Regions from separate parts of the Homo sapiens genome. Here region 1 is linked to region 2. Evidence: read pairs that join two places in POLR2A ChIA-PET (ENCODE). Cell type or tissue: GM12878. All regions are shown on one strand. Links, peaks and the distances in the headings refer to the core of each region. The heading gives the core; the rest is flanking DNA. Region 1 has its middle 5.8 kb from the start of WNK1. Region 2 overlaps LINC02455 (long intergenic non-protein coding RNA 2455).

What was found. Peaks named below come from ENCODE experiments on the same cell type or tissue, not always from the same donor. Only the 100,000 strongest peaks of a DNase experiment are listed, where the experiment ranks them.
Region 1: POLR2A ChIA-PET joins it to region 2 with 10 read pairs; 17 of 35 experiments call an interaction of 5 or more read pairs at or near these places.

Annotation. Positions count from the first base shown.
Region 1 is chr12:745,221-748,251 of GRCh38, forward strand. No RefSeq gene overlaps it. Among named protein-coding and RNA genes, the nearest start is that of WNK1, 5.8 kb to the right of the region's middle. In GM12878, for the core only: no CTCF peak of the experiment used is centred there; no DNase peak of the experiment used is centred there.
Region 2 is chr12:673,319-676,062 of GRCh38, forward strand. It overlaps LINC02455 (long intergenic non-protein coding RNA 2455), which reads right to left. Exons shown (of 4, transcript NR_187480.1): 4 at 1-1,701. Among named protein-coding and RNA genes, the nearest start is that of NINJ2, 11 kb to the left of the region's middle. RefSeq lists an enhancer at 149-248. In GM12878, for the core only: no CTCF peak of the experiment used is centred there; a DNase peak (open chromatin) is centred at 1,283; H3K4me3 peaks cover 1,721 bases; H3K27ac peaks cover 2,500 bases.

The DNA of each region.
Region 1 (3,031 bases), core at 328-2,827, 72 kb after region 2:
GTGTTTTCTTGGTATATATTTTTTCATCCTTTTAATCTGTGTCTTAATCTTTAAAGTTTTTTTTCATAGGCAGCATGTAGTATGGTGTTGTTTTTTATCCAATCTTTTAATGTCTTCCTTTGAATTGGAGAGTTTAAAAGAGATTAAACCATATAATTTTAACATAATTGTCAGTGTGGTTGAACTAAAATCCTCTTGTTGGTCTGTTTTCTAGTCATTTCATTCGCTCTCTTTTTGTTCTTTTTCTGCCTTCTTCTGAATTATTTAAGTTTTTTTTTTTTTTGTTTTTTGAGACAGAGTCCCGCTCTGTCGCCCAGGCTGGAATGCAGTGGCGCCATCTCCGCTCACTGCAAGCTCCGCCTCCCGGCCCGGGTTCACGCCATTCTCCTGCCTCAGCCTTCCGAGTAGCTGGGGCTACAGGCGCCCACCACTACGCCCAGCTAATTTTTTTGTATTTTTAGTAGAGACGGGGTTTCACCATGTTCGGCAGGATGGTCTCAAACTCCTGACCTTGTGATCCACCCACCTTGGCCTCCCAAAGTGCTGGGATTACAGGCGTGAGCCACCACGCCTGGCCCCTTATTTAAGCATTTTTTAATGGTTCAATTTTACCCCTACTACTGGTTTATTACCTATACCTCTGTATTTGATAATTTTAGTGATTGCTTCAGTCTTTCCAATATGTAACTTGAAATTATTATAGTTTACCTTCAAATAATATTATGACATTTCATATATAGTATAAGACCCTAATAACATTATTCTTCCATTTCCTCCTCCTGTCCCTTATGCTATAACCATTATACATTTACTTCTATATATATTATTTTTTTAAAATTTTATTTACTTTAAAAATATTTTTTGTTTTTTAGAGACAGGGTCTCACTATGTTGCCCAGGCTGGTCTTAAACTCCTGGCATCAAGTGATGCTCACACCTCGGCCTCCCAAAGTGTTAGGATTACAGGCATGAGCCTCCATGTCCCGCTTACTTCTTCATATATTATAATGCATATTATACCTTGTTTTTACGTTTGCTTGAAACCATCATTTACCTTTTAACATGACTAATAAAGTGCCTTTTATGTTTTCTTTTATTTATTTTCTTTTTTATTTTCTGGGCTTTTATATTTTCCAACATATTTTTTTTCTGGTATTTTCATTCCTTGTTTAAATCCTAATTTACTACTCCTTTTACTAATATACTAATACTTTCCTTTAAAAAAATTATTGCAATGCAGGTCTGCTTGCAATGAATTCTCTCACCAAAAAATATATCTAGGTTGGATGAGGAGTAGTGGTGAAACAGTCCAACAGGTGTATTTTGTAAAAGCTTCCTAGGTGATTCTGATAAATCTTTTCCTGTGAGAGCATGTTAAAGCCTGGGACATTTTAAATATTTCCCCCTATGTTCTTTCCAGATAATGTGAAAAACTTATACTTGGTAATGTCTTATGGTGACATACTGTGCAGCTATTAAAGAACGATGTTTCCAGAGAGTATGTAATACACTGGAAAAGCTTACGACATAATTATAAAATTTTTATCTGTCTGGAAAGAAATACGCCTACATATTAAAGGTTGCTATCTATGGCTGGGTAGATTTTCTGGTAATTTTCACTTTCTTCCATACTTTATTCTGTAACGTTCAAATTATCTGCAACGAGTGACAATGTGTTAAGAAATTCACAAAATAAAGAGATGAGTATTCAGCTGGGCACCGTGGCTCACGGCTGGCCAACATGGTGAAACCCCACCACTACTAAAAAGAAAAATAAGCCGGGCATGGTGGCGTGTGCCTGGAGTCCCAGCTTCTTGGGAGGCTGAGGCAGGAGAATCACTTGAACCCGGGAGGCAGAGGTTGCAGTGAGCCAAGATTGCACCACTGCACTCCAGCCTGGGCGACAGAGTGAGACTCCGTCTCAAAAAAGAAACAACAAAAAAGATCTGAGTATTCCCCAGAAGTAATTCTCCTTTTCATTTTGGTGTGTACTACCTAGACTTTTTCTGCATGCCTTTAAATACACACAGAAACAGAATTTTTTAAAAAAATACAAGATGTGATATAGTGCATATTATTCTGAAACTTGAGCCTTTCACTTAATAGTTATGGCACCACATACATATTTCCCTCCTTTTTTCCTACTGTTGCATGGTGTACCCCAAACTGGAAATACCATAGTTTAGCTATTTTCTTATTGATGAACATGCAGATCATTTGGATTTTTTGTTACAAATAAAGCCATAGTGAAAGGTTTTATGTTTTGTTTTTGTTTTTTAGAGACAGGGTCTTGCTCTGTCACTCAGATTGGAGTGCAGTGGCGTGATCATAGCTCACTGCAGCCTCGACCTCCTGGGCTCAAGTAATCCTCCCACCTCAACCTCCCAAGTAGCTAGGACTACAAGCACACACCACTGCACCTGGCTATAGTGAATATTCTTATAGATATTTCTTTCCTTTTTTTTTTTTTTTGAGATGGAGTCTTGCACTGTTGCCTGGGCTGGAGTGTAGTGGCACAATCTCGGCTCATTGCAACCTCCACCTCCCGGTTCACGTGATCCTCCTGCCTTAGCCTCCCGAGTAGCTGAGGTTACAGGCACACACCACCACACCCGGCTAATTTTTTGTATTTTTAGTAGAGACGGGGTTTCACCATGTTGGCCAGACTGGTCTCGAACTCCTGACCTTGTGATCCACCCGCCTCGGCCTCCCAAAGTGTTGGGATTACAGGCGTGAGCACCCACCCTCTTATAGATATTTCTTAGGAAACACGTGCAAGTATTTTTCCAAGGTAGGTACCAAAAAGAAAGAAAAAGACGATGCACATTGTACGTTTTAATAATTGCTAACAAATTGCCCTCAAAAAAGCTTGTACCAATTTACCGTATCATTAACAGCACGTTTCTCCACATCCTCGCCAACACTTGATATTATGAATCCCTAAAAATTTTGCAAATTGCCATGATGGGGACACTAAAAAAAAAAAAAAAAAATTTTTTTTTTTTTTTTTTTTTGCTCAATTTAGACCAGGC
Region 2 (2,744 bases), core at 1-2,500:
ATCAGATCATGCATATCAAGCAAATTACCTGCCTGGCACAGGGTAAAAGAACCCAGTAAATGGAGCTGATGTTAATATTCATGCAAATCCCCTCACTATGAGCCCAGCTGTGTAACTGCTGAATCTTCCCCTTGTTCTCTTTGATCTCAGCCCAGAACCTCTCGTTTGCACCTGGATGACTCGGCCAGAGATGATTTCTAGAAGTTCCTTAAAGATATTAGTCTGTGGGCTGGGCACGGTGGCTCACACCTGTAATCCCAGCACTTTGGGAGGCCGAGGCGGGTGGATCACCTGAGATCAGGAGTTTGAGACCAGCCTGACCAACATGGTGAAACCCCGTGTCTACTAAAAATACAAAAATTAGCTGGGCATGGTGGCGGGCGCCTGTCATCCCAGCTACTCAGGAGGCTGAGGTGAGAGAATCGCTTGAACCCAGGAGGCAGAGGTTGCAGTGAGCCGAGATTGTGCCATTGCACTCCAGCCTGGGCAACAAGAGCAAAACTCCATCTCAAGAAAAAAAAAACATGTATTAGCCTCTGAAGATTTACTGTGCTGCTGAGAGGAACTTAAAGTTTGGTTCTTGGGGAAAGAGCTGTTAGGTAAGCTGGGATGCAATAGACATAGGTTCACAGAATGAACCCTTATGGTGGGCTGTGGGACAAAAAAGTTTCCAATTTGGACCCCTCACCAAGAGAAACAGAAGGGGAAGAGAAAGTACAGGAGGGAAAAATCAAAGCGTGGGGGCGAGCTGCTGCTTTTAGCCATGGTGAAGGTGAAATCAGGAAACTTCAGTGGGGTTTGTCAAAGAAGACCTTCAATACATACTATGAACTATGGAATATGCAAAACGAGAACTATTTTGTGCATTTCTACCCCCTTCTCCTTCATACTGTTGACCTTCAGGTGCCTACACAGGGTAGCTGGGGGAAATTAAAAGGAGCAGAGCTTCCAGCATTTTTTCTTTTGTGAACAACCCTGGTAAAAAGATTTTGTGCCAACGGTTCTTGGTTTCTCCTCTGACAACCAGTTCCTTCCCCTGCTATTCTTACAGCATTCAGAGTCTGCACAACAGCACTGACATCCCTGCTTCATGTGCAACTGTGAGTACCCATCTGTAAGCCTTTGAGAACAGGGACTGTGGCTTCTACTTCTGAAACTCCCACAGCAGTGAGCCCCTGCAGATAAGCACATACTAACTGATACTGGGCTTCTGAGGGGGGGCCCCCTTCTGCATAGTGTAGTGCTAGGTCCCCAGATCAAGTCAGATGCCAACGAGATTCTTGTTAGAAAAGCTGTGGGTAACACAGACCCAAGAGAGTGGGGTGCAAAAATGGAAATGCAGTTTCCTGAACATTGTCATAATGTGACATCGATTGCTGTGTGATCTTACGTGAGTCATTTCCTTCCCATCTGTTACCTTGGTTTCACTCATCTGCAGAATGAGAACAGTTTTGTAAAGGCACATGCATATATTCATTTTTTTTCCTGATTAGAAAAGTAATATATATTTCTTGTAGAAAATATAGAATATACAGAAGAATGTGTGAGAAATAAAAGTTCCCACTTAAAACCACCCGGAGGCCAGACACAGTGGTTCGCGCCTGTAATCCCAGCACTTTAGGAAGTTGAGGTTCGAGGTGGGTGGATCACTTGAGTCCAGGAGTTCCAGACCAGCCTGGGCAACATGGCACAATCCTGTCTCTACAAAAAATATAAAAATTAGCCAGACGTGGTGGCACATGCCTAGTCCCAGCTACTTGGGAGGCAGAGTTGCAGTGAGCCAAGCTTGTGCCACTGCACTACAGCCTGGGCGACAGAGTGAACCCCCCACCCCCGCCCCAGAAAAACAAAAAAGGAAAAAGAAAACCATCCAGAGATTAAACATTGTTTACATTTCGGTTTACTGCTTTTTGTTTTTATTTATTTCTATTAAACATTTGATGTAGGCCGGGCGTGGTGGCTCACACCTATAATCCCAGCAATTTGGGAGGCTGAGGTGGGTGGATCATTTGAGGTCAGGAATTCGAGACCAGCCTGGCCAACATGGTGAAACCCTGCCTGTACTAAAAATACAAAAATTAGCCAGGCGTGATGGCGGGCGCCTGTAGTCCCAGCCACTCGGGAGGCTGAGACGGGAGAATCGCTTGAACCCAGGAAGTGGAGGTTGCAGTGAACCAAGATCACGCCACTGCACTCCAGCCACAGTGACAGAGCAAGACTCTCTAAAAATAAAAATAAAAATAAAAAATAGAAAATAGAAAAAATTGATGTAATTGGTTTATTGCTTTTTAATCTTTTCTGTGTGTGTGCCGTGTGTGTGTAATTTGCGGAGTCCAGTGCAAAATGAAAACCTAGGCCCCTTGTTCCCAAATTATGAGGAACTTCAAGAAGGCCACAGCAGAGCATTGAACCCACTCTGGAGTCCTGTTTGACTGCGTGGTCACGTGCCCATGAAGTGGGCTCTTTGTATTCCCTACTCAGAATAATAAGATCATTTATTGAGGGTTCTCTGTGTGTCAAGTATTTCATTTAATTAGTTATAATTTAATTCAGCTTCTTTGATATAAATACAATTCTTCCCCCTCCTCATTTTTGCAGATAAAACAACTGGGGATCAGAAAGTTTAAGTAGCTTGCCCAAGTTCATACAGCTAGTCAGGGCAGAGACAATATTCATACCTGAGTCTTTCTGGCTTCAGGTCTGTGCTTTTAACATTGCAGCACATTCCCTCTAATATTAACTTT